2 separate regions of the Homo sapiens genome follow, and region 2 is linked to region 1. The links are chromatin loops, found by intact Hi-C in ENCODE. Cell type or tissue: HepG2. All regions are shown on one strand. Links, peaks and the distances in the headings refer to the core of each region. The heading gives the core; the rest is flanking DNA. Region 1 overlaps LOC105371357 (a long non-coding RNA gene). Region 2 overlaps DYNLRB2-AS1 (DYNLRB2 antisense RNA 1).

Region 1 (16,157 bases), core at 5,006-13,005:
GAGTAAGTGGGTGGGGGTGGTGGACGGATGGCGGGCTACCGAGTGTTACAGGCACCGAGAAAAGTGGATACAAAGCCCCAAGGAAAGACATGGCATGCAGTGATTGAGAAACAAAAAGAAACTCAGTGTGGATCATTCAGTCTGAACATTTTCTGAATCTGACCTCACTCCAGGTGAGGCAACTCCCCCTGGTCATCCCCAAGCTAAACTTGTAGCTGCGACTTGTCAGCGACATGGATTTGTTTGAGCAAGTCTTCCACATATGGGAAGAAGACACTAACTCATTGTTCTGATTTGTGCTTTAACAAATGAAATGGGGCTGGGCGTGGTAGCTCATGCCTGTAATCCCAGCACTTTAGGAGGCTGAGGCAGGCAGATCACAAGGTCAGGAGTTTGAGACCAGCCTGGCCAACATGGTGAAACCCGTCTCTACTAAAAATATAAAAATTAGCCAGGCATGGTGGCACAGGCCTGTAATCCCAGTTACTCGGGAGGCTAAGGCAGGAGAATCACTTGAACCCAGGAGGCAGAAGTTGCAGTGAGCCAAGATTGTGCCACTGCACCCCAGCCTGGGTGACACAGTGAGACTCAGTCTCAGAAAAAAAAAAAAAAAAAAAAGAAAGAAAGAAAGAAAAAAGAAAACAAAGAAACAGAACAAAACAAAAAATTCCTGATGTTAACCATCTGAAGCCACCAGGTTCTGCTGTGAGCTATATTATTTTGCCTATAATTCAGCCAAAATAATATAGCTTTTTTAGATTAAGGGAATATATTGAAAATAATATTGGAGCCGTTTTAGTTAAACCACATTCATCAGTGTTGTACTGATTGATCTTAGAAATATATAAATAGAATAATAGTGACGAATGGGTGAAGATGTTATTATCTTTTTCTGATAAGTTTGGTTAGAGAGACTTAAAAGAACTAAAGGTCTTAAATTCAATTTTTGGCTCTTCAAAGAGATCCAGCAATTAATATAAACAAGAAACAGAGAAGCTGATTTTCTTTTTGGTGCTATTTGTTGATCTTTTACTCTTCATGTAATATCACTGAGTCTCATTGTTAGTATTCTAGTACTCAACCACTAGATTAAGGAACTGTTCTAAAACTTATATTCACTAATTTTTTGAAATTTTATTGCATATTCTAATTTGAACAGAAACCTAAGACTAGAGTTTCACTTATTACAATGATTCCCCTATAGCAGGAATAAACATGGAATTTAAACGCAATTTTCTTCCCAAAGCTACACTACTTCTTCAGACAAACATTCACCGAATTCACTGAAACGTCAAAAGCAAGCCTGTTATAGAAGCTTATAGCAAAGTCTGACACGTTCTGGAAAATTCTCCAATGGAACAACAGAGAGGGCTCCAAGGCTAAAATTTAAACTATTTTCCTGAAAGTTTAATTTCCATGGCTTGATTTCATAAAAAGCAGTTTTCATCATGGTTTTTAGTTTGCTCCTAATTGAAAGGGAAAATTCTCCCCCTGAGAGATTCTCCCCAGATGGCTGTCTTTGACAGTGATATGTCTCCCTCTTGGCCAGAAGCCACAGAAATGGGTCCCCCTCATGTTAGATCATTAATTGTTCTTCATCAGGTCTACACACACTAAGCTGAGAATCTAGGCAATTATGCAAATAAGTGAAGCAAAAACCAATGCATGTGCTCCAGTAAGCCACGATTCTCATTGACAGTAGCTTTGACTTGACTTGTCCAGATAATTGCTTCAAGTTCCCCACTGCAAAATGTGTGAGCTCCTTCAGAGAGTGTGTGATTTTTTTTTTGATGATGCCACCATCTTCTTAAATAGAAGAGGTGTGGGGAGGGATGGGTAATGATGGTCTTTGTTTAAAACAAAAACAACCTCTGTTAGTTTGGGTTGCCTGAGAAGCTGACCCTGAGGCAAGAATTCAAATGAACATGCACATGGTTTATCCAGGAGGTGATCCCAGAAAACATGAATAGATAGACGATTGGGAAAGTGAAACAGCAAATTACCTCTGTGAGTAAAAAGCTTACTCCTACTGAGGAACTCTGAGAACCAGTGTAGAACTCTGCTTAGAGTTCCCACCTGACAGAGATACACAGATACCCAGCAGTCATTGTTGAGTGCTTTAACTGGGGGCATTAACACTTTAACACTTGGGGCAGAATGGACTCTGACCTACAAAGCTCTTAGGCAAAGAGATGCAAATGCTGGCCTAAGAAGTTTGGCTGGCAGGCCCTACAATGATAAATCCCAAAGTGATATTTATAGGATGCCAACTTTACCCCCAGACTTCAAGCCAAAACCCCTCAATTTTTGTGACCCCTGGTCTGAATCCATTTTTCTTCCATTCTCTGCTTTCAAAATAAAGCTAGATGTTTGGAGATGAACTTGAAGGGTTGTGATTCTCCTGGAGAAGGTAGACATGTACAGAACTTTGTAATCTATTTGCAAAGCTAAAGTTATTTGAGACATTCTGGTTAAAACAGTCACCAAAATGATGTATGAGTCTAGTGACTCCTCTTGGGAAACCAATTCTAAAATGCTACCTATTCTTACTCTCAGATACCATTTTTGTTTTCTGTTTTGAATATTAAAACTGAAAGATCCCATGCACCTGGTCTTTGATTTGTATGTCTTTCAGCAGCCTTTGGCTCAAGGTAATATAATTCTGACTAAACTATTTTCTTTGGGAGGCTACACTTGTAACCAGGCCAAGCCAAATCAACAAGTGTTTATTTAGCACTTGGTATATATCATGGTTACAGAAGGTAAATACTTCTAAACCACTTGCTGTGTTATCTGTTGTAAGACAACCATTTTTTCCCCTCATTTTCTGTGGTATTATTGGCAAATAAGGCAGGAAATGAAAAGAGAGCTAACAATGGACTTGTGGGATGGAAAACATAATTTCTTTCTCAGCATTTTGGTTCACATAATATTCTTAGAAAACTCAAATATATAGAACTCAGGAATTTTCACTAAAAATATTTACCACAGGATTCTTTATTATTTCAATGACAAATTCTTTTAGGAATATGTGAGAATATTAGATTTATCCAAATTTGATGTTGTACAGAAATCTAGGGTAATCTTTTATCTCTAAGGTCTACATGTATACACAAAGACCCAGAAAATAGTTTCTAAGGAAGTAGCCCTTGCATGTCATTCTTATTAGCTTGAAAATAATTTCTCTCATCCTTTGATCCTCTTCTATCATGCTTTGTGTTCTCAGAGCCTTCCCTACCTTCCCTGAACAAGTAAGTTGTGTTTCTGATTCCCTTTGTCAATCTCTATTGTTATTTGTCTATTTTACACCCTGATAAATTCCTCAGAGTGGGGACAGTGTCTTATTCATTATAAAATTCTCCTCCTTCCCCTACTCCTGCCCCTCCCACTTCCCCTTCCTCTCCTTCTCCTTCTGACACAGTCTTGCTCTGTTGCCCAGTCTGCAGTGCAGTGGTGCAACCTTGACTCACCATAACCTCTGCCTCCTGGATTCAAGCAATTCTCATGCCTCAGCCTCCCAAGTAGCTGAAATTACAGATGCATGCCACCATGCCTGGTTAATTTTTGTATTTTTTGTAGAGACAATGTTTTGCCATGTTGGCCAGGCTGCTCTCAAATTTCTGGCCTCAAGTGATCCACCCACCTCAGCCCCCCAAAATGCTGGGATTACAGGCATGAGCCACTGCACCTGGCCTTATTCATTATAAAATTATTATTTTGCTTAAGACAGAGACTGGACATAATGCATAATCACAAATACTTGCTGAGTTGACCTAAGGAAAAGCATTATTCTGATAAAGGATATCTGCAAAAATCAAACTAACAAATAATCCACACCAAAAATTATACTTAATGGTGAAATATTTAAAGCATTCCATTGAAATTGAGAATAAAACAAGAATGTCCCCTATTGTGACTTCTATGTAATGTTGCATCACAGGGTTCAGTAAGTGAAGGAATACAAATTTTAGAAATGCAACAATAAGAAATAAAGGAATGTAACCATCGTTAGCAGACATTAACATTACTGAAAAGTAGAAATCTAAAAGCATCTACAAATAAAATATAAGAACTAAGAACCGAATTTATCAAGGTTGCTAAATACAAAGTCAATGTGCAAAAATCAGTTGTATTTCTATATGCAAATAACTAGAAAATAAAATTAAGACAACGATGGCATTAACAATAGCATCACACACATTAAATTATTAGAAATAGCCTAATGAAAGATGTGTAAGACTTCTACACAGAAAACTATAAAATATCGTTGAAATAAATTGAGGAAGACTTAATAAATGGAGGCATATAGCAATATGTTGATTATTTCCAAAGGTACCTATATGTTCAATGCAGTCTTTATTTAACAATTGACAGGTTTCTATGTGTTAGTAAATCGACAAACTTCTAAAACTTGTGTAGAATTTTCAAGGGCTAAGAGTAGCCAAGACAATCTTGAAGAAGAGAAAAGAAAGTAGTATATGTACACTATCAAATATCAAGAATCATTATAAAGCTACAGTAAATGAGTGTAGTATTGAAGCAAGGTTAGAATAACAAAGTGATGCAAAGAAAAGAGGGTGTCTCAGTTCATCTTGTGTCGCTATGAAGGAATACCTGAGGCTGGGTAATTTATAAAGAAAATACGTTTATTTAGCTCACGGATCTGTAGGCTGTACAGGAAGCATGGGACCAGTGCCTACTTTTGGTGAGGCCCTCAGAAAGCTTCCAATCATGGTGGGAGGGGAAGGAGACTGAGAATGTACAGATCCCATGGAGACAGAGAAACAAGAGACAGCAAGGGGAGGGGTGCTACCCCCTTTAAAAAAACCAGATCTCCCATGAAGTAATAGTGCAAGAACTCACACTTTACCACAGGACCACCCCAAGCTGTTCATGAGGGATCCACCCCCATGATCCAAACACCTCCTATGGGACCCCACTTCCAACATGGGGAATTAAATTCCAACATGAGGTTTGGAAGGGACAAATATCCAAACTATTATCAGGGAGTTCAGAAACATGCACGTGTCACTCACTTTATGGCATAGATGACCCTAGAGTGAAGCGGAAAAAAATGGGCTTTTCAATAAATGATGCCAAGTCAATTAATTTTGTCCACATGGACAAAAACTAAATGTTCAACTGAAAACAAACACAAAAATTAATTTCACATGTAGATCTAAATATAAAATACTAAAATGTCTAGGAGTTAATACAAGTGAGAATCTTGATGAACTTAGGGTTAAAAACAGATTCCTTAAGCTGAATTTAAAAAGCACTAACCCTAAAGGCCAAGATTATAAACTAATATTAAAATTAAGGACTTCTGTTTATATTTTAAATATCCATTAAAAGAATGAAAAGATAAACTATAAAATGGATATTATGTTTGAAATCATCTAACAAAGGATTTATATCACACACATACACACAAATCAATAAAAAGGCAAAGCAATATAAAAATAAATGATATTTAAATGGTTATAAGCAAACGAAAGCCACAGTAAAATATCATTACTCATCCACCAGAAAAGCTAAAATGGAAACAATAACAAGCATTCTCCAGGCTGCAGAGTAATGGAAGCACTCGTGCATTGCTAGTGGGAGTGAAAATCGAAGCAGCCACTTTGGAACATTTTCAGCTTTTACCAAAGTTTACACACACATACTCTGTAACCCAGCAGTTTCACTCCTGGTATATACATACAACAAAATGCATTTATATGTACACTAGAAGTCGCACAAATAACAGTGTTTATAGAAGCATTATTTGTAATCACCAAAAATGAGAGCAGGTCAAGTGTCCCTCAGTGGTAGAATGAATAAATAAATGTTGTGTTAATATAGTGAAATTCTATGTCGCAAAAACTGTATTATGGATGAATTTCACAAACATAATGTTGAGTGAATAAAGCCAGATACAAAAGAGATATATGATATGATTCCATATACATGATGTTCAAAATTAAGCAAATGTTATTTATGTCATCAATAATTGGAATAACGGTTACCTTTGGCTGACTATATAAGGTCATAAGAAGAGTTTCAGTACATCACTGATGTATTTCTGATCTGGATGGTGGTTACATGGATGTGTTCAGTGTGTAAAAGTTCATTAAGTTGTATAGTTACAATGTGTATACATTTCAGTCTGCATGTCATATATTTTTAAAATACCGTAATAAGTGTGAACCTCACTACGTTTGTGCAATGATTTTCAAGACTATGACATTTTGCCTGGATTGCTCTTCCCCTAACTATCCTCCTGGTTAGTGTGGCATTTACAGCCCATGTCTGAAGGTGGTCTTGTGTTTGCCAAGTTTTTTTAAATACAGGAGTACAGAGTGACTGGAGAGGAAATCTGAGAGTTAACAGGAAGCCAGCTCATATAAGATCTTGTAGGCTCTTCTAGTTATCTATTACTCTGTAACAAATCATCCCCAAATTTTATGGCTGAAAACAACATTCTTTATTTTTCTAGCAATCCTACGTTTGGGCAGTGCTCAGCAAGGATGGTTATTGCTGCTGCACATGGCATCAGCTGGAGAAGCTTGATGCCAGGGTTGGAGAATCTGCTTTAAAGATAGCTCTTTTACACAACTGGTAAGGTGGTGTTGGCTGTTGGCTGGGAGCTCAGAAAAGGCTGTATGCTTCTCCTTGGGCATCTTGGACTTTCTCATAATGTGGTGGCTGGGTTCTAAGAGTGAGTGTCCCAAGAGAGCTAGGCAGAAGTACATGACATTTGTATGACCTAGACTCCAAAGTCACATAGTGTCATTTCTACCATACTCCATTGATCAAGGCAGTCACAAAGTCAAACAGAGTTTCAAGAGGATGGAACGCAGACCTTTCTTTTTGAGGGAGTAAGAAGCTTCCAGAAGAGGATATTGGATAGAGCATGTTATTTCAGCCACCATAAAAAATAAAATCTACCATATAGGCCATGGGAGGTCTTTGATTTTTCTCTTCCATTATAGGGTTTTGAGCAGAGAAGTGACATGATCAGAGACCTAAGATACTTTTTGCCTTATTATTTTACCTTATATTTTTGTATAGTCTTTGATACCTCAGAAAAAAATTTGTCCTGAGACTAAAACATATGGGTAATTACATATAGGATTGTGACCCTATGGAAGTAAAATGCCCAGCATATTATAGAAGATTGCCAAATGCTGGGTCCTTTAATAGTCTAACCTGATCGTGTCCAAATGCTAGACCTGGGCAAAACTAAGAGCTGTGGGTAAATTTACCTATGGGCCTCAGAAGTTTTGTACACAGGCATCTGCATGAATGAGGGAAGAGTGTGGAAGAAATCAGTTTTCTTAGGCTGGGTGCTGGCTTTCTGGATAAAGACCCAGGCTGCCCAGAGAAACAACACAGAGGCAGTATCTGTTGGAATGTGTCTTTACTCTTATGGTAGAGAAAATCTTCTCTTTATTTGGAGAGCTTTCCCAGTTCTTACACAGAGGCAGAAAAGTTTTGGATGAGGTGAGTGGAGAGACATAATGCACCTGCTTTCTACCCTATTGGGCTTTAGAGATTTGAGCATTAGATCTGCTCAAATCTGTGAAGGTAAGGTAGATAAGTAGGTCACAAGATGAGAGAAGAGAGAAGCCCAGGGGAAGACTCGGCAAATTGGATGAAATAATCTTTAGGCTACCTTTAAAGGATAATATAGCATCATGGAAAAATTATGGGTTTGGCCATCAAAGATGACTGTATTTGAATCCTACTCACTCTGCTCACTAGTTGTGTGACTATGGGCATGTAATGAAATTGCATTTTAATCTCTTAACAAATAAAAGATGATAATAGCCACCAAAGAGCATTTTGAGGATTAGATGTGATAATACATGCAATACCCTTAGTACAATTACAGTAAACATTCCAAAAATGCTAGGGCCCTAGCTCCCTCTAAATTGCCTCTATTTATTCCTTTTTTTATTCTCTGGATTGGCATAGTTAAGATTTTATATACTTGGCCAGGACTCCTGGATAATTTTTTCTAGAAATGACTTCTCAAGTCCAGAAAAGAAGACTCACTGACGTTCTAACATTTTTTCATGGAATTAAACAAACTTGGGAAGTAGTTTGATTTACTATGAATAGGAAGGATAGTGGAGTGAAGAAAAATGAATTTAACATTTTCTTTGACTTGTAACAACTGTAGCATTAATTTTAAAAACAAAAATAAAAATCTAAAGAGACAGTAGATCTCTGAATCCATAGAAAGTTAAATAATAATAATTTAGTGGATTGCTGATAAACCAGAATTTAGAGATATTTCCTGAATCTAATAATGTCCTATACCTAAGTATATTTCTGAGCCAATGGAGTAATCACTGCCATTGTCAAGAAGCACTTGTCATGCTTTTTAAATGTTCATGAAGTGTAGCTGGGAATGAGGCACACTAGATGGATGATGCCAGTGGAATCAGATTATAAAGGAAGACACAGTAGTTGGCCAGAGCCAGCTCTCCCAGATCATGAGAGTAGATAGTGTGCATTTCATCCTAACTTTCTGTTCACTATCATCAGTCAGCCTTATAGCTTGAAATCAGAAATCATAAGCCATGCTAAGAGTATTTACATCATGGAAATTGGCAAAAGCCACAAGTCAGTCCTTTCTTACTCTCCAAGGCTGGCACACCCCTGGATTGACAGGTCATGAAATAAAACATTTTAACAGCTTCATTAAAAGGTAAAGAAACTGTATTACACACAAAGATTTTGTCTTTATTTTAAATAGACAAATAAAAGGTATGTACTTGAGACTAGAGAAAACTTCAGATTTAGAACTTCTATTTTGAGTTCAGAATGAGTGGAAAGAAAACCAACTAATTTAATTAAAAAGAACTTCATTGTGTTTGAATTCAGTGAAAGGGGGATTTTTAAAAAATTGATTTTTGTTTTAAAGTTCAATAAAATTTTATTAATTTAATTAGTTCCTATCAGTTTTTAAATAAGCTGTGGCTTAGATTAAATTTGCTCACAGACACTCTCTCTCTTTTAAGCCAATCTCCTCTGAGCATATTAATGGATCTGGTCTTATAATTTTGCAGATGGAACACCATGGTGCTTTTAAATCAAGTGAAAGTTTTGGGCCAGGATTTTGAAGTATCTTTTCCATTAGGGTGGGGAATGGGAACGGAACCTACAAACCGGGAAAAAAGAGATTTTGGCAAGAAGCATGAAGGGGATTCTGTTCATGGCAGCTGTTAATTTAAGCCAATTCCACTGGGCATCCTGTTCAGTAAGTTGATTTAAGAGTGGGAGCAGGCATCAGACATGCAGGGTAGTCTGACGCTATGTTCTGTGTGTGGGCATGGGGTGAGCTGGAGGAACGAGGTGCATCGTGCAGCACAATCAGAAAAGAGTCACCTTAGAAGATGAGGGACCTACCAGAGGAACCCTGATGAGTTCAAAGATCTCGTCAGGGCATATTAATACATTCAGAGGAACAAGTAAAGAGAATCAACAAACAGGTAACAAGAATGGAGTTAAATTCTGAGGCATGAGAATCTAAGTGTGATAAAACCTTTTCCCAAATGTTTTCTTCCACATATTACTCCCACATGATGCTTTCCAAAAACAGGGATTTGCAATCTAATAATTTCACAATTTAGGGGAATACTCTAGCTGCTTTTGGAAATACACAGTGGGCATTGGTATATTTAGAGCTCTGATGAGTATTAGAGTTAATAAAGCAATTTATCTTTGCTTAACCAACACCTTTGAGCACAGAATAATTTCTGGCATCACAATCTGCACATTCATGTTCCACAGAGGATCAGTTTAAGACATGGTAGAGTGGGAAGACCTTGGACTTGGGATACAAATACTCCCAGGCCCAAATTTTAACTTCTGCCATATTACAAGCTGAGTGAGTTTGGAGAAGTCACCTCTTTGAGTCTCAATTTCTTTATCCATTAAATCAGGAGAAAATAATACCTTAGCTTGCAGGAGAATCTTTGAGGACTGGAGATAAGGTCTATAAAGAAACCAGCATGGCACAAGGCACATAACAGATGTTTAATACAGGGTTGCCTTGGATCCTCCCTGTACAGAGGCAGGTAAGATTTCAAAAGAGATTTGCCTCACAGGGAAACTGCTGAAATCAAGAAGTGGCAGAGAAGTTTGCAGAATCCAATAACCTGTCATCTCCTCTTGATACTCCTGCTTTCTTGGGGCAAACCTGGGGAGATCACTTCATCATTTTGAGCCTCATTTTCCTCAAGAGAAACTATGTTTGTCGGTGATAGAGTTCAGAGGCTTATTAAATACAATTTGGGGCAGGTAATGTAGGCAAATAGTGCACACAGGGTCAGCCTTCTGAGTTTGTTATAAGCAGTATCTATTGTTGAGCTTCTGTTTTTTCAAGCTATCTGTAAGAAAAGGGTTGTGTCTCCTAGAGGGCTCCAAGATCTGAAATGAGAGGATTAAATGAGATGATGTTTATAAAAACCTCAGCATAGGCCAGGCATGGTGTCTCACTCCTGTAATCCCAGCACTTTGGGAGGCTGAGGTGGGTGGATCACCTGAGGTCAGGAGTTTGAGACCAGCCTGACCAACATGGTGAAACTCTATCTCTACTAAAAATACAAAAAATTAGCAGGGCGTGGTGGCACATGCCTGTAATCCCAGCTACTTGGGAGGCTGAGGCAGGAGAATGGCTTGAACCCGGGGGGCAAATGTTGCAGTCAGCCAAGATTGCTTCATTGCACTTCAGCCTGGGCAACAAGAGCGAAACTCTGTCAAACAAACAAACAAAAACAAAAAGCCTCAGCATAAACAACAGTGCTCTAGAGAGAAGAGAAAGGCCCTTTGCCTTGTAAGAATATCCAGACTTTGCATGGTTTTACTTTGCAGCTTTTCGCCAGGAGCGGAGCTTGCCTGGGGGTTTCTGGAGGGAGTGTACCATGGGATTAGCATCCAAGTAGTCTTTTCCCAGCTCTCCAGTCATTTTTAACACAGCCCTAAACGGGCTGAGTCATGAGTAGAGGATTGGTTCAGATATTCATTTCTGACATATTTGCTGTGCAGTTTACTCATGTCAGGCATTTTGAATTACTGGGAGTAATGAGAGAAAGAAGGTGCAGCCCCTCCCTGACACAGCCAGTGGCTGGGGTGGGGGAACAGATGTACATGCTAACTGATCATTAAACCACAAAGCCATGAATGCTGGGATAATCCACAAAAAGTGCTTAGAATACTGTCTGAGCACATGATAAGGGCTCAATTCATCTTGATTACTATTATGATCAATATAATTATTATTATTAAACACACAGGTTGCAATGGGAACATCAAGGATGGGTGGGTAGATGGGGGATGGCTCATTTTGCCTGGAAGCTCAGAGAAAACTTCACAGAGAGAAGGCGATATTTGAGTCTTGAAAAGATGAGAATATGGCCAAGTTCAGGAGAGGGAAAGTACATCCCAACGGTCAAAGAAATATGTACAAAAGCCTTGATATGAACATCTGACCCATGCTGAGATGTCTGCAGGCATTTTAGCAAGGCTACAATATGAAAGGGGGGTGTGTGTGTGTGTTTTAGTGGCTAAAGATGAAAATGAAAAGATGAGGGGATAAGAATCAGTTTGAGAAGGTGTTTGCTCTTCATTCTGAGGAGTTTGGATTTAAGTCTGATTACAATAGAAACATGGCCCATTTATAAAAATATATACATTGAAATAATAAAAAATCTCTGACCAATTGATTCCAATTCAAGAAGTCTATTCTTTTTTCATTAAGGAGTCTATCCTTATAGAGCAGAATTGTTGTATCAAAATGTTAGACAAAATCTGAATAGAGAGGAATTGTGGAGTAAATGTTGATACAGTTCTATAATACAATTATGTAATTATTAAGATTGATATTAAAGAACAGTATTAAGTAGCTTGGGAAAACTAAACCATGTGGCATCAACTGAAAATGTATAGAAATAAAACTGGCTATTAGAGGACTCTTAATTTTATTACAAACTATATTTGGCTAGACGATTAGAAGGCAATATTCTAAAAGGTTAGAGTCATTACCTGCGGGTGGAGGGATCATGGAAAATTTTTATTTTATTTTTTTGAACTTATTCCAATCAGGGAGAAGAAGGGGAAGGAATCTTGGGCCCCAGTAGAGAAATGAGGTAATCAGCCCACAGATTACAGGCGCCCCCACTGCCCAGGCTTGCTTAGGTAAACAAAGCAGCCAGGAAGCTCGAACTGGGTGGAGCCCACCACAGCTCAAGGAGGCCTGCCTGCCTCTGTAGGCTCCACCTCTGGGGGCAGGGCACAGACAAACAAAAAGACAGCAGTAACCTCTGCAGACTTAAATGTCCCTGTCTGACAGCTTTGAAGAGAGCAGTGGTTCTCCCAGCACGCAGCTGGAGATCTGAGAATGGGCAGACTGCCTCCTCAAGTGGGTCCCTGACCCCTGACCCCCGAGCAGCCTAACTGGGAGTCACCCCCCAGCAGGGGGAACACTGACACCTCACACGGCAGGGTATTCCAACAGACCTGCAGCTGAGGGTCCTGTCTGTTAGAAGGAAAACTAACAAACAGAAAGGACATCCACACCAAAAACCCATCTGTACATCACCATCATCAAAGACCAAAAGTAGATAAAACCACAAAGATGGGGAAAAAACAGAACAGAAAAACTGGAAACTCTAAAACGCACAGTGCCTCTCCTCCTCCAAAGGAATGCAGTTCCTCACCAGCAATGGAACAAAGGTGGATGGAGAAGGACTTTGACGAGCTGAGAGAAGAAGGCTTCAGACGATCAAATTACTCTGAGCTATGGGAGGACATTCAAACCAAAGGCAAAGAAGTTGAAAACTCTGAAAAAAATTTAGAAGAATGTACAACTAGAATAACCAATACAGAGAAGTGCTTAAAGGAGCTGATGGAGCTGAAAACCAAGGCTCGAGAACTACGTGAAGAATGCAGAAGCCTCAGCAGCCGATGTGATCAACTGGAAGAAAGGGTATCAGTGATTGAAGATCAAATGAATGAAATGAAGCGAGAAGGGAAGTTTAGAGAAAAAAGAATAAAAAGAAACGAACAAAGCCTCCAAGAAATATGGGACTATGTGAAAAGACCAAATCTACGTCTGATTGGTGTACCTGAAAGTGATGGGGAGAATGGAACCAAGTTGGAAAACACTCTGCAGGATATTATGCAGGAGAACTTCCCCAATCTAGCAAGGCAGGCCAACGTTCAGATTCAGGAAATACAGAGAACGCCACAAAGATACTCCTCGAGAAGAGCAACTCCAAGACACATAATTGTCAGATTCACCAAAGTTAAAATGAAGGAAAAAATGTTAAGGGCAGCCAGAGAGAAAGGTCGGGTTACCCTCAAAGGGAAGCCCATCAGACTAACAGCGGATCTCTCGGCAGAAACCCTACAAGCCAGAAGAGAGTGGGGGCCAATATTCAGCATTCTTAAAGAAAAGAATTTTCAACCCAGAATTTCATATCCAGCCAAACTAAGCTTCATAAGTGAAGGAGAAATAAAATACTCTACAGACAAGCAAATGCTGAGAGATTTTGTCACCAGCAGGCCTGCCCTAAAAGAGCTCCTGAAGGAAGTGCTAAACATGGAAAGGAACAACTGGTACTAGCCGCTGCAAAATCATGCCAAAATGTAAAGACCATCGAGACTAGGAAGAAACTGCATCAACTAACGAGCAAAATCACCAGCTAACATCATAATGACAGGATCAAATTCACACATAACACTATTAACTTTAAATGTAAATGGACTAAATGCTCCAATTAAAAGACACACACTGGCAAATTGGATAAAGAGTCAAGACCCATCAGTGTGCTTTATTCAGGAAACCCATCGCACGTGCAGAGACACACATAGGCTCAAAATAAAAGGATGGAGGAAGATCTACCAAGCAAATGGAAAACAAAAAAAGGCAGGGGTTGCAATCCTAGTCTCTGATAAAACAGACTTTAAACCAACAAAGATCAAAAGAGACAAAGAAGGCCATTACATAATGGTAAAGGGATCAATTCAACAAGAAGAGCTAACTATCCTAAATATATATGCACCCAATACAGGAGCACCCAGATTCATAAAGCAAGTCCTGAGTGACCTACAAAGAGACTTAGACTCCCACACATTAATAATGGGAGACTTTAACACCCCACTGTCAACATTAGACAGATCAACGAGACAGAAAGTCAACAAGGATACCCAGGAATTGAACTCAGCTCTGCACCAAGCAGACCTAATAGACATCTACAGAACTCTCCACCCCAAATCAACAGAATATACATTTTTTTCAGCACCACACCACACCTATTCCAACATTGACCACATACTTGGAAATAAAGCTCTCCTCAGCAAATGTAAAAGAACAGAAATTATAACAAACTATCTCTCAGACCACAGTGCAATCAAACTAGAACTCAGGATTAAGAATCTCACTCAAAACCGCTCAACTACATGGAAACTGAACAACCTGCTCCTGAATGACTACTGGATACATAACGAAATGAAGGCAGAAATAAAGATGTTCTTTGAAACCAACGAGAACAAAGACACAACATACCAGAATCTCTGGGACACATTCAAAGCAGTGTGTAGAGGGAAATTTATAGCACTAAATGCCACAAGAGAAAGCAGGAAAGATCCAAAATTGACACCCTAACATCACAATTAAAAGAACTAGAAAAGCAAGAGCAAACACATTCAAAAGCTAGCAGAAGGCAAGAAATAACTAAAATCAGAGCAGAACTGAAGGAAATAGAGACACAAAAAACCCTTCAAAAAATTAATGAATCCAGGAGCTGGTTTTTTGAAAGGATCAACAAAAGTGATAGACTGCTAGCAAGACTAATAAAGAAAAAAAGAGAGAAGAATCAAATAGACGCAATAAAAAATGATAAAGGGGATATCACCACTGATCCCACGGAAATACAAACTACCATCAGAGAATACTATAAACACCTCTATGCAAATAAACTAGAAAATCTACAAGAAATGGATAAATTCCTGGACACATACACTCTCCCAAGACTAAACCAGGAAGAAGTTGAATCTCCGAATAGACCAATAACAGGAGCTGAAATTGTGGCAATAATCAATAGTTTACCAACAAAAAGAGTCCAGGACCAGATGGATTCACAGCCGAATTCTATCAGAGGTACAAGGAGGAACTGGTACCATTCCTTCTGAAACTATTACAATCAATAGAAAAAGAGGGAATCCTCCCTAACTCATTTTATGAGGCCAGCATCATTCTGATACCCAAGCCGGGCAGAGACACAACCAAAAAAGAGAATTTTAGACCAATATCCTTGATGAACATTGATGCAAAAATCCTCAATAAAATACTGGCAAAACGAATCCAGCAGCACATCAAAAAGCTTATCCACCACGATCAAGTGGGCTTCATCCCTGGGATGCAAGGCTGGTTCAACATACGCAAATCAATAAATGTAATCCAGCATATAAACAGAGCCAAAGACAAAAACCACATGATTATCTCAATAGATGCAGAAAAAGCCTTTGACAAAATTCAACGACCCTTCATGCTAAAAACTCTCAATAAATTAGGTATTGATGGGACGTATTTCAAAATAATAAGAGCTATCTATGACAAACCCACAGCCAATATCATACTGAATGGGCAAAAACTGGAAGCATTCCCTTTGAAAACTGGCACAAGACAGGGATGCCCTCTCTCAGCACTCCTATTCAACGTAGTGTTGGAAGTTCTGGCCAGGGCAATCAGGCAGGAGAAGGAAATAAAGGGTATTCAACTGGGAAAAGAGGAAGTCAAATTGTCCGTGTTTGCAGATGACATGATTGTATATCTAGAAAACCCCATCGTCTCAGCCCAAAATCTCCTTAAGCCGAAAGGCAACTTCAGCAAAGTCTCAGGATACAAAATCAATGTACAAAAATCACAAGCATTGTTATACACCAATAACAGACAAACAGAGAGCCAAATCATGCATGATTGAACTCCCATTCACCATTGCTTCAAAGAGAATAAAATACCTAGGAATCCAACTTACAAGGGATGTGAAGGACCTCTTCAAGGAGAACTACAAACCACTGCTCAAGGAAATAAAAGAGGATACAAACAAATGGAAGAACATTCCATGCTCATGGGTAGGAAGAATCAATATCGTGAAAAT
Region 2 (16,157 bases), core at 3,652-11,651, 370 kb before region 1:
AGAGAAGCTTTGCACTGTTTCCTACATTTGATACCTATCAAATGTGCTTTTCCTTTTCTATTCCTTTAGCCTTGTAGATAGGTGAAATTTATCAGAGTTATTGTCACTTGGCTAACTTCATTTTGCAGGATTTAAAATTTTCATGTTTTCTCTATAAATATTTTGCGAAGTTGGGAGAAGCTGGATCAAGATTTCCCAGGAGGATATTCTTAGGAACGTTTACCATGTTTGTTACCTGAATCAGGCATTATTCGAAATGCAATACATTTGGAACTGGAGATACTATTTCAAGTTTAAAACTGAAGAACCCAAAATTCAGAGAAATAAAACAAGTTGCCTAGGCTCGCACAACAAATAACATGGCTCAGCTGGGGTTTGAAACCAAGTATTTTTGACTTCTAGATCTTTTCTTTGCCCCACAATGTAATCTTTTTTTTTCATGGAATGAAGCCTTTGGCCTTTTCTCACCTTCATGAATAAACATGAATATTGAGAATGAAGTACAAAATGGCATTTGCAGCTGCTTTGGGGGAACATGAGCATTATTCATAATTGCTGACACCTCTCATTAACTCATCAATCAATATTTTGAACAGCTATCCCCTGTCATATCTGTAGTGTAAAATTTAATTGAAATTCTACTTATAGATAGATATCTAGCAGATAAACATTCATATATGTGTCAAAAGGTATATACGAAATATTCACAGCAGCACTAATGGTAATAACCCTGAAGTGGAAACAGCACAAATGCCATCAGCAATAGGATGGATAAACAGATCATGCTATATTCACATAATGGAATACAATGCGGGAATGAAAATGAACTACCACGGTATGAAACAACATGGAAAAATCTCACATAGTATTGAGTGATAAAACCAGACCAGTAAGATTCCATTCATATCAATTATTTATTTACTTATTTATTTTTTTAGACAGAGTTTCACTCTTGTTGCCCAGGCTGGTGTGCAATGGTGCTATCTTTGCTCACCGCAACCTCTGCCTCCTGGGTTCAAGTGATTCTCCTGCCTCAGCCTCCCAAGTAGCTAGGATTACACGCATGCACCACCATGCCCAGCTAATTTTATTTTATTTTTTTTAGTAGAGATGGGGTTTCACCATATTGGCCAGGCTAGTCTTGAACTCCTGACCTCAGGTGATCCGTCCGTCTCAGCCTCCCAAAGTGCTGGGATTACAGGTGTGAGTTACTGCACCTGGCCTATTTATATCAATTTTTCTTTTTTTTGATGCAGTCTTGCTCTATCACCCAGGCTGTAGGGCAGTGGCGCGAACTCTACGCACTGCAACCTCCGCCTCCCGGGTTCAAGCGATTCTCTTGCCTCAGCCCCCCAGAGTAGCTGGGATTACAGGTGCATACCACCACGCGCAGCTAGTTTTTGTATTTTTTAGTAGAGATGGGGTTTCACCATGTTGGCCAGGCTGGTCTTGAACTCCTGACTTCAGGGGATCCTCCCGCCTCAGCCTCCCAAAGTGCTGGGATTATAGGTACAAGCCATCCCACCCGGCCCTATATCCATTTTTTAAAAAGAGGCAAAACTAACCCATGGTGGTAGAAGTCACAACAGCCATTACTTTTGTAGAAAGGAAGGACAATAACAGATAGTACAGAAATGGCTTTTTGGTGGTGTTAATGTTCTGTATCTTGAATTGGGTGTTTTTATACGTAGGTATTCACTTGTGATTTCTGAACTTTTCTTTTTTTATATTAAACCTCAATAAAAAGTATATAGAAAGGAGATAAAATCCAAGAGACTCATTTGAATTTTATTTGACTTTCAGCAACATTTAACTTTATTGAATACCCATTTTTTTTTTCTTAATGTGGCTCTTTGCTTGGCTTCCCCAATGCCATCCCCATCTTCCTCTCTGATCACTATTTTTGTCTCTTGCTGGGTCCTCCTCCTCTACCTATATTTTAAAAACTCTTTATTTTGACTTACAAGAAAGTTGCAAAAGTTTTACAAGGGAATTCCTATCTGCCCTTCGTCTATCTTCCTGGAATGTTAGCATTCTACATAGCCATAGTATAATTTTTAAAACCAGGAAATTGGTATTGACACTCATAACTGATCGGCAGATCTTATTCAAATTTCTTCAGTTGGTTCACTCTTGTCTTTTGCCTGGTTCAGACTTCATTCCGGGATTACACATTGCATTTAGTCATCATGTCATCTTAATATTCTCCAATCTGGGACAATTCTTCCGTCTTTCTTTGTATTTCATGACTTTGACAGACTTGAAGAGTACCCTCTTGTTATTTTGTAGTGTGACCTTTATTTTGGGTTTTGCTGATGTTTGCTTTAGTTTAGACTGAGGTTATGCACTTTTGGCAAGGAAATCACAGAAGTGATGCTGTGTCCTTCTCAGTGCATCAAATCAGGAGGCACATGATGTTACTATGTCTCATTGTTGTGAGATTAATTTTGATTATTTGGTTAAGGTAGCATCGACTTTAAAATGACTATTTCCCCTTTGTAATTAATAATTACCTCGGGGGAAGATTCTTTGAGATTATGCAAATATCCTGTTTTGAATCATACTTTTGCCCCCTAATTTCAGCATCTGCTGTTGATTCTACCTGCCTTTTAAGTAGGAGAGTCCCTTAGGGCTTGGTCCCAGACCGTCTTGTGGTTCTCCTTCCTCCATAGGAAAGCTCATGCACTCCACAGCTTCAGGTATGATCTAAATGCTGCTAACACCTGCAGCTGCATCTCCAGGCCAGTCTCCATGTTTGAGAACTCCACGTGGATGCACCCCAGCCACCCCTTTTCCCCCTCACTGCCAAGCTCATCTTGTGATCCCTGACACATGGTTCCTCCCACCCTACTCCTCTGCATGGTTACTCCCACCCTGCTCCTTCTTGAGGCTTCTCCATTTCATCACCTGTAATGACCTGCACCTAGTTACTCGTGTTAGAAAGCTGGGACTTACCTTTGACAAACTTCTCATCTTCATTCCCTACATTCAGTTCACCACCAATATCTGTTGACTCTATCTTTTTAATCTTCACATTTCTTTCCATGTCCACAGCCCATACCTAGTCTGAGTCACAGTCGTGTCCGCCCTGGACTGTTGCTTTACCTGGTAACTGATCCCTTGGTTCTTAGTATTTTCCTTCTAAGATGCTTTTTATGAGGCATCTAATGCAGTTCTATTTATACCTTTTTTTTTTTTTTTTTTTTCTTGAGATGGTGTTTCGCTCTTGTTGCGCAGGCTGGAGTGCAGTGGCGCGATCTCAGTTCACTGCAACCTTCGCCTCCTGGGTTCGAGTGATTCTCCTGCCTCAGCCTCCCAAGTAGCTGGGATTACAGGCACCCACCACAATGCCTGGCTAATTTTTGTATTTTTAGTAAAGATGCGGTTTCACCATGTTGGCCAGTCTAGTCTGGAACTCCTGACCTCAGGTGATCCACCCACCTTGGCCTCCCAAAGCGCTGGAAATACAGGTGTGAGCCACTACACCGGGCCTATTCCTCATTTTTATTATGTAGGAATTGTCATGGAAATTATGGTGACCCATACTTTGAGTTGTTATACAGCTATTGCAAATAATGAGCTAGTTATATACTAGGGGGACTTGGGAAAATTGAATGACTGACTGAATGAATGAATGAGAGGGAAGCAGAAGAACTTTGTTTCCTGGTATTCACGGCTCCAGGGGTACCTTGCCCAGGACTGGGACTAAGGGAGGCAAGTGAAGCACTTGTTCCAAATGCAAAATTTAAGGGGTCATGAAAAACACTCAATAGTGAAGATAATATTTTAATGCAATCTTTAAAAAATTTAATGCCAAAAAAATCCATGTTCAACAAAACATCAACATTTAAATAAAGACAGGGTCTTAAGATCATCACTCACCTCACCCTAACCCTGGCCCTCTCATTGTTAATGGAAGAATTCAGCTCATCAAATTGGGGTCACTTAGAACAGGACTTCACTAGGAGAGAGGGAGTGACTTTGCCCTTAAGGGGATGGTTGGCAATGTCTGGAGATATTTTGGGGTGTCATAACTGAGGGGGAGAGATATGCTACTGACATTTACTGGGTCGAGGCCAAGGATGCTACTAACACCCCACAGTACACCACACAGCCTCCCATGGCAAAGAATGATCTGGCCAAGGTTGAGAAGCCCTGCCTTACACATACTTATAAAATATTGCATCCTTGTGTTTAAAAGCTTTGCATAACTGGAAAGAATATATCAAGAAATGTTTGACAGAGTAGTAAACAATCTATGAGCAGTAGGGATATTCTTTTTAATTTTTTTTCTGTTGAAATAGAGTCTGGGGAGTCTATAAAGAACTATCGTGTTATTTCTACTTCTCAGGTGTTGAATTTCCCACTTCACACAAGTGTGCTGGGCTGAAGGAAGACCAGGGACTCAGTGGTCCAGGAGATCTGTCCCTGCATCTTACTGGAGAGTGACCACCCCCTACCCACTCCCAGCATGACTGAGGTTGAGAAACAGGCTTCCTCGGGAAGACCCATTCAAAGGCCATTGATTGACTTGTTTCTTAGAAAACAGGCCTCCCGCTCAAGTGAATATGGAGTGACTGGTTTTTGGAGAAATGGTTGTCTAAAAACAGAGCCTGTCTTTTGGTGTCCTTGTTTTGGCTTATTTATTTTACTTCCTGCCCATCTTCTTGGTTCATAACACCATCTCTTCCTCTTCTTGCTATTTTAGTCTTGGGAGAGGGAACAGTTTTCCCCTGTTGCTGATCCCAAGGGGCACCCCATTCTGTGTTTGTTCCCGGATCCCTGCCCATGCCTTGTATGTCATCTTGTTATTAAGGCCTCTTGTTTGTCATTTGAGCATCTGGGTTGAATTTTCTTGCTGCAAGCATCCTGATAGACAAACCCCTCTTCCAAGCTATGGCGACTCCTCTAATTTTATTTCCTGATCAGCCCATGTTTTTCTGTTATCTTACTTGCACTTCCAACTAGGCTGAGTTCTCCATGTCGTTAGTGGGTGACCACGGGCAGGGCTCTGCGATTCCATTTGTCTTTGCTTTATAATCTGGTAAACCAAGGTCATAATTATATGGCCTCTCTACCTCACAGGGAAAAGTCCAGCTATCTAAAGAAATCACATGTGCCAGAAAACTGTAAGGCACTACACAAAGCAAAGCTCCTATTACTCTTCCCATTTCTGCACATTTACACCAGGTTATCACGTCTGCTTTTGGAATCCCTCCCCCGTGAATCTTTAGTGATGTAGGAAGGAGGCCGTTCTTCTTACATTTGGAAGACAGATTCCAAGGCAATGTCACCTTGAGGTAGGTTGGAAAAGAGGCTAAATCCTGGAAATAGTACACATGTGTCCTTGGCACAGTTCTTCCAAGGGCCAGAGTGTTGAAATCTCTTGGTTGTTCATTAATATAACAGGCATATTTACTGATGAGCTCGCATGACCTGGCCCACGGATATGTATCCTGGTGCGTTAATCCGCTCGGGCTGCCATGACAAAATACCATAGACTGGGTGGCTTAAACAACAAAAATTTATTTCTCACAGTTCTGGAAGTCCAAGATCAAGGTCCAGCATGGCTGGTTTTCAGAGAAGTCCCTCTTCTTGGCTGGCAGACAGTTGCTTTCTTGATATGTCTTTGCACGGTAGAAAGAGAAAGAGTTCTGGTCATTTCTTCTTTCTTTTTTTTTTTTTTTTTTTTTTGATGGAGTCTCGCTCTGTCGCCTAGGCTGGAGTGCAGTGGCGCGATCTTGGCTCACTGCAAGCTCCGCCTCCCGGGTTCACGCCATTCTCCTGCCTCAGCCTCCCGAGTAGCTGGGACTACAGATGCCCGCCACCACGCCTATTTATTTATTTTTTTTTTGTATTTTCAGTAGAGACAGGATTTCACTGTGTTAGGCAGGATGGTCTCAATCTCCTGACCTCATGATCCGCCCGCCTTGGCCTCCCAAAGTGCTGGGGTTACAGGAGTGAGCCACCTCACCCAGTAGGTCATTTCTTCTTATAAGGGTGCTAATCCCATCATGTGGGCACCACCACCATAACCTCATCCAAAAGAAGCAGTTCCAAAGGCCCCATCTCCAAATACCATCATACTGGGGATTAGGGCTTCAACACACAAACTTTGGGAGACACAGTTTAGCCAGGGCACCTGTGGGCTGGGTATCTCATCACCTGCGGAACTTGCTAAAGTGCCAATTCTCACACCCACCCAGGGATTCTGACTCGGTATGTTTAGGGTAGGGTGAGATATTTTTGTATTTCAGTATACATGCTGTGTGTATCCAGTGTAGCTGGTTTCTGGAGCATCATGTAAGAAACTGTAGAAGTAACTTCAGGGCATGAGACTCGAGTTAGACAGGCTTGTGTTTTAATTTTGGCTGTCATCCTAGCTACCTGGGTGACCTAGCCCAGGGTACTCTGCATTGTTTCCGAGGGACTTAGTTTGTTCATCTGAAAAATGGAGATAGTACTAGCACCTTACCTCCTCTGGGGTTGCTATGAGGGTTAATTTTAAGCAACTGTTTAATTATTCCTTAAGTATTAGTTCATTAATTATTAATTATTCATTAATGCATGCAGAGTGCCTCGCAAATCTTAAGTGCTTTTTATTTGCAGCCATTGTCACCAACATCCAGAACGTAATCCATGACCTCTATCTTGGTCCTCTTTTTGCACCCGAAAGGATCTGTGCTTGGGTCAAGGACCGGTCCCTCCTGATGCCAAGTGAGGGAATGCTTTGCTGTCCCCAGGAGCGCCTACATTTGGTGGTGACGACCCTTAACACACTGCCATTTCTCTCCCTTAGCCACAGATCAGACAAAATGGGACTGGGCCAGGTTTTGCCTACCATGCTGTCCATAAAGGCACGGTTGACTTCTGTTTTCCAAATTTCAAATTTCTTCTTGGTAAGTTAACTACGTGCCCTCGTGAGACAATGGGCGGGAAGTGTAGCTCATCTCTCCTGGAGCCACAAGATGGCGCTGTTTCCTTTGTCATGGCCCGGCGTGCACCCCCATCCCTGCGGTTTCAGGGCCCGGGTGCCCTGCTCTCACGGCCAGGTCTCCCCGACAGGCAGAGGGCTCTGTCAGATCACGGAGTCCCCATCTTTGGGATGAGGGTAGGACAGTACAGTTTCTCAGTGGTAACCTAATGCCCCTATAGAGCATAATCAGGGTTGACCAAAGGAAAGGCTTTCCTTACTTCTAAACAGCTAAGCTGTCCTTTGCCCACAGTTCGGTCTGTTTTTGGAGAACTGTGCCCTGTGGCGCACAGAAGTCAAACAACTGAGACTTGGGCTTTCGTTGACTTTCATTTCTCTCTTTCTTATGTAAATGTACCCATCAGTGGCTTTTTGATAGATGAACTCACAACAATTACCCTCCGTAACATGAATGCAAAACACCTTCCCCACGATATTTGAAGTGCAAAGAGAATGGCCTGAGAGCAGAAACAGGCTGTAGGCAACATCCTCTGGTTCCTTACAGAGACAGGATACCAGGATTCAACCCTAGCCACCTTCGAGGTAATTCTCCACAACTTACCTGATACTGACAGCTGCAGGTTGCACGCCTTTAGAACCGCTCACTTGTCAGGGCTGTTTGCGTCCACCTTTGCTCATGGTCTATGGACAGGGACTATTTGTTCAGAAACCCCAAGTTAGGTCTTTATCTCTTCTCTACTGCATTGACTGCCACGCATTTTTGTGCAGGTGTTTTCTGTAATTAACTGCAGAGGATAGCACAATAGTTAGCATAACGTTAGGCATGAGGCCGGGGATGGTGGCTCACGCCAGTAATGCCAGCGCTTTGGGAGGTTGAGGTAGGAGGATCATTTGAGCCCAGGAGTTCAAGATCAGCCTGGGCAACATGGTGAAACCCCATCTCTAGAAAAAATAGGAAAATTAGCCAGGTGTTGTGGTCTGTGGCTGTAGTCCCAGTTACTTGGGAGGCTGAGGTAGGAGGATCGCTTCAGCCCAGGAAGTCGAGGCTCCATTGAGCTGTGATTGTGCCACTGCATTCCAGCCTGTGTGATAGAGACTGCATCTCAAAACAAAAACAAAAAACCAAATACCCCCATTTGGCATCAGCTGGTATGGCTTTGAGGCCTGGCCTTCTCATTTCTTTCCTCTGTGTTCTGGTTAAGCGACTTAATTACTCTGACCCCAAGTTGCTCTGTCTATAAAATGGTAATAATAACTATGTACATGTTAGATTTTTGTGATACATAAATGAGATAATATAGGTGAGGCACTAGGAACGATGTCTGGCATACTTAGTAGAAAATTTTATTATGTGACTTAGCTTTGTCAAATGGTCCCTAGAAGAGGGCAACTCAAGGAAGGGATGGAGGAAGGAGAGACAAGAGGTCTAAGTGGCACCCTTGGAATGGATCTCAAGATCCATCAAGATATAGACACGATTTAGAGTAAAGCAATAATACTGAGCTTCTTGAGGGCATCTGGACTGGAACCATGAGGCTGGGGCAGCCAGCCACTCAATCTCATTTTAGATACTGCTGGTGAGCATACAAGTTGACCCTTTAATGAAAATGCTATCTGGGCATGTGTATGTATGAGTGTGTGTGTGCAAGTATTCATATGTGTGTTTTTCTTTCTCCTTCTCACCCCACATTCTCTGTCCTTGGCATTCATAATTACTCATCATCCTCCATTGTACTTCCCTGCCTTTCCCCCATGCTGCTCTCTCTGCCAAATCATCTCTCTTCTCTCCCAGGATCATCTCTCTCTTTCTCCCAATTTGCAAGGCCCAGCTCCAACATGGCCCTGTTCTGAGGTCTTTCCCAAGCTCCCACCGTTCCTTGCTCTCTTCTCTGTGCTACTTTAGCCAGCCCTACACCTCCATCCCTCCAGGAGCAAATGCCTCCTTGAATTTTGTCCCCTAGGTGCTGTTACCTTTCTCCTGGCTCAACTGCAATTAGAGGATTTTAGAATTAAATTACATGGTAGTAGAAATAATATCACTAAGTATAATACATTTTTAATGCAAAACCAAAACCAAAACACCCAAACATGACAGACATTCCACCTCTTTCTTCATCTAATCCACATTCCCACACCCTTTTTTGGAATGGGAAGGGGGCATTTACCATTATCTATTTCCAATCCTTCCTTGCAGACTTTTTGCTATTGCATTTTTGTGTGTGCCTGTGTCTGTTTATCCTTGGATCTGTAGTACTTTTTACACACCATGACGACAACATGATTGCATGATGTTGAGTGTTCTATGTCCATATCATTCTTACCCAATAGGCTACAAGGTATTAAAGGTCACCAACTGTATTTTATTAATCTTTTTATCTCCAGGAACCAACACCGAGGCAGGCACAAAAAGACTGTGTTTCCATAGGTAACTGAGTAGAAAACAAGTGTGGTTGAGTGTGTGCACATGGGTGTGAGGTGGGAAGAAACAGAAAATCACAGAGGAAGGTTTAATTGGAGTGTCATTTCCCCTTGTTGGCTGAAATTCCCAGAAGACATCTTGGATCTCTGCAGAAGCTGCAAGAAAGGGCAAGGTTGGAGTGAGCAGCTGAGCAGAACATTGAGTTAAGTGCAGGCACTGATCCTTGAAAGGCCTGGCTCATCCAGGGAGAGAGGGCGACTCAGAGGGTGCAGGATGTGCATCTGCAAAACCTCCCGGCTGGAGCTGCGCATTAAGATTTGCTTGGTCATTAAGATTCAACGGGAGAAGCAGGGTCTCCCTGCCTGTCAGGTGACTGTTGAGAATAGGCTGTGTCGGTACGGATCTGAACACTATGAAGGACTTAGGAGCTACATCTCAAAACCTAGGGGGGAAAATAGTGCAAAATGGCTTTTGTTATTAGAGGTGTATTTTATTGCCTGAGGTTGGAAGGCTGTTTGCAGGTGGGAAATGTGTTCTCCAGGATCTTCCCCACAGGTGGTGCAGGTCTTCTGTATTTCCAGCCTGTCTCCTTCCCTATTAATCATTCTGATTCTCTCATCCTGTGCAGATGTCATGGGCCTCTGTATCTGAAGACTTTATCGGTGTTTATCTTGTAGCTTTTAATAAATCATTTACTGATGGTGTGTGATCCAGGGTGTTTTACATGAGTGAACGCCACCCTGGCCTCACCTTGCTGCATTCCTGTGACATGTCAGTGTGACTTCTGTTCTGGCTCCCTCCCTGAAACTGGAGCTAGAAAAAGGGAGTGAAATTGCTGTCTCAAAAAGCTTGTTTTGGGACAAGGGTGAACTTCACTTAATCTAATTATCTATAGTCATTATTGTATCAGAGGATGCACATTAAAGCAGAAACGGTTGCTGCAAGAGACTAGCACAGACCACGGAAAAGAAATTTGCTCTTCAGTGAGGGATGCACTTCAATCTGTCTCCTGCTCTCTTGACTCTTTTTGGTTTATGGTATGTTCTAAACCAGGGAGTGGCAAACTATTCTTGGGCCACCAGCCCGCCTCCTGCTCTGTAAATAAAGCTTTATCGGAACACAACCACAGCTATTTGCTCACGTATTATCGATGGTTGCTTTTCCAGGTATAATAGCAGCATTGAGTAGTTGTGACCCTCTGGCCTGCAAAGCGTAAAATAATTATCATCTGCCCTTTTACAGAAAAACTTGTGAGGGCCCCTGTTCTAGATATTTCACAGTTACCATCAGTGGGTGGTGATGCCCTGTCTGTGTCCTAGGGGTCCTCCAATCTGTGCCACAATTCTGAAGAAAAAAGTGTCAGGGACAATAGTACTTATGCCCATGTGAATGTCTACATGCACACATATGTGTATATGTGTTTATAATGTATAGGTGTGTGCCTGGGTGCAGGGGGGAAATCTTGAAGGGTGTACACCAAGCATGTGAACAGCAGTCATCTGGGTGGCAGGATTCTGTGTTGTCTTTCTCACGAGTGTATATTTTTGAGGTTTTCTGCGATCACTGTATATTTTGTATACGGCAGCAGCAACAACAATGACACAATCCTTCCTTCTTTTGTTACCTGATTTTCCCTGTATGGTTGGTGACAGTAAAGTTATGTTCCCATAATGAAATTGAGCAGGGAAAATGTCCTTTGTAGTTGAGAACTTAAGAAGCATTTGGTGACATCTGAGCACATGATCCCTCCTCCCCTGACACAAGGAGAATGAGCAATTATAGCTGTTTTGACATTAAATTTGAAAACAAAATGAATTTACATATGTACATACACGCATCTACATGCATTTGTACGTGTATATAAAATTTCCTTTTTATTTCCCCTTTCCTGTGCAACATTTCTCTAGTTTCTCTTCATTTATTATAATTACTTTTGGTAGCCTACAGATGCCAGTTGTAAGTCAATGGCTTTGGAAAAAATAAGAACATCTTTACAAAATATTTTTTGAAGAGCATGCATTCCTTCATAAGTTAGCAGCTACAGAAAGTAAAGACCACGTTTGCTTGCTCCTGGGAAATTTGCATCTGGGAATTCTTTGGAAACCGGACAAGGTCCCTTAAACTGTCTGTTCCTTGCTGCATGAACACTACATCAGGCACAACGGAAAATGGAAACCTAACTGCCTTTCCATGTTTTCTTTCTTTTTTTCTTAAATGCAAGCTTTGAAGGATCAAAGTCATGAGGACCAGCCAGGATTTGGGCTTGTTCCTGCCTCCCAAGTCAGCATAGCTGGGTGCAGAGATGGGTCAGGTGGTTCTTAAAACAGGTGCCTGAGTGCTGCCCTGGGACACTTGTACATTTAGGGGTGGGCAAGAATACTGCTTGTATTAGTCTGTTTCCAAACTGCTATAAAGAACCACTTGAGATGGGGTAATTTATAAAGGAAAGAGGTTTGACTTAGTTCTGCATGGCTGGGGAGGCCTCAGGAAACTTACAATCATGGTGGAAGGTGAAGGGGAAGCAAACACCTTATTCACATGGCGGCAGGAGAGAGAGAATAAAGAAGTGTCTCACTTTTAAACCGTCAGATCTCATGAGAACTCACTCTGTGTCATGAGAACAGCATGGGGGAAACTGCCCCCCACGAGCCAATCACTTCCCACCAGGTCCCTCCCTTGATAAGTGGGGATTACAATTTGAGGTGAGATTTGGGCGGAGACACAGAGGCAAACCCTATCACTGCTCATACTCCTTAATCTTTATTCAATTTGTTCTCCCTTTGTAAGACTCCAAAGAGAGTCCTGACTCCACAGCTACAGGTATGGCCAAGTGGTGGTGGCTGGTTGTGCAGAGGAGCTTGGTTTGATTCAGAATCTGCTTCCCTAAACCATTTGGATCTGTGAGGGTCCTGACATGAGGTGTGCCTCTCTCTCAGTGCAAATGAATAGGTACACATTGGCAACTCTGCATCCCAGGATATCATTCCACAGCAGCGAGACTCACCTGGCAGAGGCCCTGGTTTAACAGACATACTGGCAGGAAACAGAGCTAGGGTATCCTCTCTCTCTCTCTGGATTCTGGCAAGAGTTGAAGAGGATCAGAGTACTGGATGTAGAAGGTTTTAAGCAACCCTACTTATGCCCTTTTAGATTGGTTAGTTCATTTTCTAATAGATTCCCTTTTGTTTGAGCACCCTTTCTATGCCAGCTTTGGTGATAGATGGGACCTTTTTATCCCTCACCACTTCCTAACCCCACATTCGGGTCCCCAGGTTTATTCTGTTCCTCTACACTTTTGTCAAATAATCCCCTTTCCTCTATCTGAGGATGCCATCCCTTCTCTGACCTTATCTCTAATTATTCAAAACCAAGTTCTAGGTTTGGGTGTCATGTCTTTGTCTTCCAGGAATCTTCCCTAAAGCCACCTGTTCTGGAGTCAAAGCCAGATACCAGTTGTAAGTCAATAGCTTTGGAAAAAAATGAAACCTTTAAAAAATACTTTTTGAAGGGCATGCATTCATTCATAAGTCAGCAGCTACAGAAAGTACAGACCAGGTTTGCTTTCTCCTGGGAATTTCCTGGAGACCAGACAAGGACACTTAAATCCTCTGTTCTTTGCTGCATGAACACTGAGTCAGGCACAGGTGAAAATGAAAATCATTATTTCCCTCCATGACATGCTCTCACGGGTTCCTCTCCATGCCCCACCAGAGTTCTGGGCTGTAGTGATAGTCTTTCCACAGAAACGGTGTACCTGGAAGAGGTAGGAGAACAAGAAAGAAGAAAGAGACAGAACAACTTGTGATTGCCATATATTAGACTCTTGTCATACATTTTTTTTCCATTTAACTAACCAAAGAAGCCTGTGATGAAGTATTTATTCCTCTATCTTACTGATGAAGAAAGTCATAGTGATGTAAAACCATTTAGTCCAGAGTGAGTCACAGTATGGCTGAGGTTAGAACCATCTCTACCCGACTTCCAGGCTCATGGCCTTCCTTTTAGGTCACATTTGTTTCTGGTGCTTAACAGAGGGAGGGAGGAATAAGGCGGGCGGAAGGAGAATAGTTCAGGAGGAATCAGGCACATGAAGACATGCCAATTTATGTGATCATGTGTCGTGCTAGGAGGATGTGATAGGGACGGTGTTGGTGACATAGAGAAGTGTTCAGCTCTGCCCAGCAGGGCCCTGAGTTGGGGGTCATAGTGCTCAGAGATGGGGAACAGCAGGAAAACCTTCAAAGAAGGAGTAATACAAACATGGAGGAATTGCTTATACTTTTAATTTCCAATTGAAAATGAAAAAGCAGAGTATGTTTTGTTATTTTTTTTCACCTGGAAGTTTACTGAGAAATAAAAATAGTCTTGGTGTCTTCTGATTCCAAATTCTGAGTTTCAGAGGCAGGGAGAATGTTCCCTTCTGTTGGCAGTGGGGATGGTGACAGTCCCAGATATTGGTATGAGCCCCAAGGCCCTAATAAAGATTTGCTCTCTGGTTTTCCTGCCAGGTCTGATACGCTTCCATTTCCCAATTGAAAACATACTTAATTGCGACAGGCTTTTGGCAGGGATGAGGTATTCACCAGGTTCAAATCATCACACTGGAAACAGAAGAGTCAATATTCCAGTTTAAAGAGTTGAGCTCAACCTCTCTTGGAAGAGCCCTCCCTGGTCCTCCACCCACCTTTCCCTGAGGACTTGATTCTCTCAACTGGAATAGTCATCTCTTTATCACACCAGGGCGCTTGGGAGGCCATTATGTGGGATTTCTGGAATGAAGCTCTTATTGGAAGCAGCAGCTTCCTCCCCTATCCTCCTCCTCCAGGAACCTGTGGAATGTGATTTTCCATTTGAGAATCTGATCTGCATTTGGCTGGAGTGTTTCTCTTTACTGGGGACTGTATTCTGCAGGTCTCCATTCAACTTCCTTAAGAAAGCCCATTGCTTCTGTTGTTTTGGCTGTGTGTATGGGTAGAATTGTGAATTGAGCTGATTATCTGAAAAATGTAGGCTCCAAAGCTTTCGGCTCTGTGTGTCTAGAAAACTGAGCCAATGATAAAGTGTTCGAGCTAGAGGCTTGCAACCACTTTAATCAACCACCTTGTCATGTTACAGATGGGGATACTGAGGCTCTGAGGGAGGTAGGTATTTAATCAGCAGCTCACAGAAAATTGCTAGTTTATTCTATATTAGAAGCTTGGCCTCTATTTCCAAGTCTGTTCCTGGCCCCTTCCTTTCTCCTTGGGTCCTTGTATCACTCTTGCAAACATTTTCCCTTTAGGTCTGTCTGAGTTGGTGAGTTGGGACTCCAGGATACAAGTATTCTGGGGGATTTTGTCCTTTTCTGGCTAATTTTTGTGTCAGGGCATGGAATGAAACAACCCAAGCCAGACTCCAAGTTCCAGGTACATCACAAGAGGGTGCGCGAAAGAGTCTGGAGTTTGAACCAGGGAAGACTTGGGCACGAGCAAAAACGAGGACTATGAAGCTAGGGTCAGGTCACTTCCCTTTTCTGACATCTTGGTTTTCTCATCAGTACCTTGGTTTTCTCATCAGTACCTTCCTGGTGGGAGAGTTGTAAGGCATAAATGAGAGAATTTGGGAAAGGCTTGGCACCATTGTGCTTGCTCCATACATGCTGGCTGCCTCTCTTCCAATTTCGAGATTTCTGAAACCTTGGGAGTGTAATAATGAAACTGCCTTTGCAAAAATTATGGCAGTAAGAGAAATTTGACATAGCAGACTCTATGCTTCTAACCTCACAAGCTAACTCCTTTTGCCCACTCCTAGGCATGGGCTAACTTAACTATGGGAGAAATGTAGTTTATAGTTTAACCTTAAGGATGATAATAGCTCTTCCCAAAACTAGCCACTTCTTGTTTGTGGACCCACTTTTGTAAAACCAATGGAAGGTCACAAGATTAGAATTATGGGATGGGCCTGAATTTGGCTAAGACATCTGCATAGTTAAATGATAACTAGTCATTGCTTCCTACTTGTTGACTGCTCAGGTGTCACATGGCTGGTGGTCACAAGATTTGTAAGTTCCCTAATTGCCCCTATAGATAACATTGCTATTGTAAAACCAAAGACTGGTGTTTGAGATATTTTTCAGACCTTGCCTTCTGGTAGAAAAAGCAATGTCACCCTGACCAGTGACCCCTACCCAGGAACTGAGTCAGCACACAAAGACAGCTCTGACACTCCTATGATTCCATCCTCAACCAACCAGAAGCACCCATGCCCTACTTTCCTGCCCACGAAATTATCCTTAAAAAACCCTAGCCTCTGAGCTCTTGGGGAGATGGATCTGAGAAATATCTCTCCTCCTGTTGCGCAGCTGCCTTGCAACAATTAAACTCTTTCTTGACTGCAACAGTATTATCTCAGTGAATTGGCTTTATCTATGTGGCAGGCAAGAATCCATGGGGTGGTTACAATAAGACAGAGAAAAAGGGGAAAGGGGGTATATGTTGAGCATCTACTGTGTGCTATGTTGTATGCTGTTGGAATAATCTTGTAATTAACCCTGGCGTGTTCTTCAGAGTAGAAGGAAGGAGTGGTAAAATCTTTCTCTAATAGCTTTTATGTTTGGCTAATCATGTACACAAATAGATTCCATGAGAATGTTAAAACAGTCTTGAAGTTGGTCCAAATTATATATTCCAACCCTAACCAAGGCCAAGACAGTGAAGATGAAAGAGTGGCTGCTCAACTGGCTGTCTCATCCCTCCACAGGAGCTTGGAGACACTTAGGTTTCCCTGTGTGCTTTAACCTGTTTGCTCGTGTCCACCTGCTCCCAA

The links. Hi-C counts contacts between places; a loop is a spot of excess contacts. Peaks named below come from ENCODE experiments on the same cell type or tissue, not always from the same donor. Only the 100,000 strongest peaks of a DNase experiment are listed, where the experiment ranks them.
Region 2: it touches region 1 in a loop (3-fold over the local background); 6 of 110 quality-filtered maps call a loop at or near these places.

The regions. Positions count from the first base shown.
Region 1 is chr16:80,087,665-80,103,821 of GRCh38, reverse strand. All of the region lies in intron 2 of LOC105371357 (a long non-coding RNA gene), which reads right to left. It overlaps LOC105371358 (a long non-coding RNA gene), which reads left to right. Exons shown (of 4, transcript XR_933777.4): 3 at 6,482-6,603. Among named protein-coding and RNA genes, the nearest start is that of LINC01228, 270 kb to the right of the region's middle. In HepG2, for the core only: no CTCF peak of the experiment used is centred there; no DNase peak of the experiment used is centred there.
Region 2 is chr16:80,457,403-80,473,559 of GRCh38, reverse strand. The region is part of intron 2 of DYNLRB2-AS1 (DYNLRB2 antisense RNA 1); the gene reads left to right. Among named protein-coding and RNA genes, the nearest start is that of DYNLRB2, 76 kb to the left of the region's middle. RefSeq lists enhancers at 6,531-7,112, 7,113-7,695. In HepG2, for the core only: a CTCF peak has its summit at 6,992 (motif pointing right); DNase peaks (open chromatin) are centred at 6,969 and 10,469; H3K27me3 peaks cover 344 bases.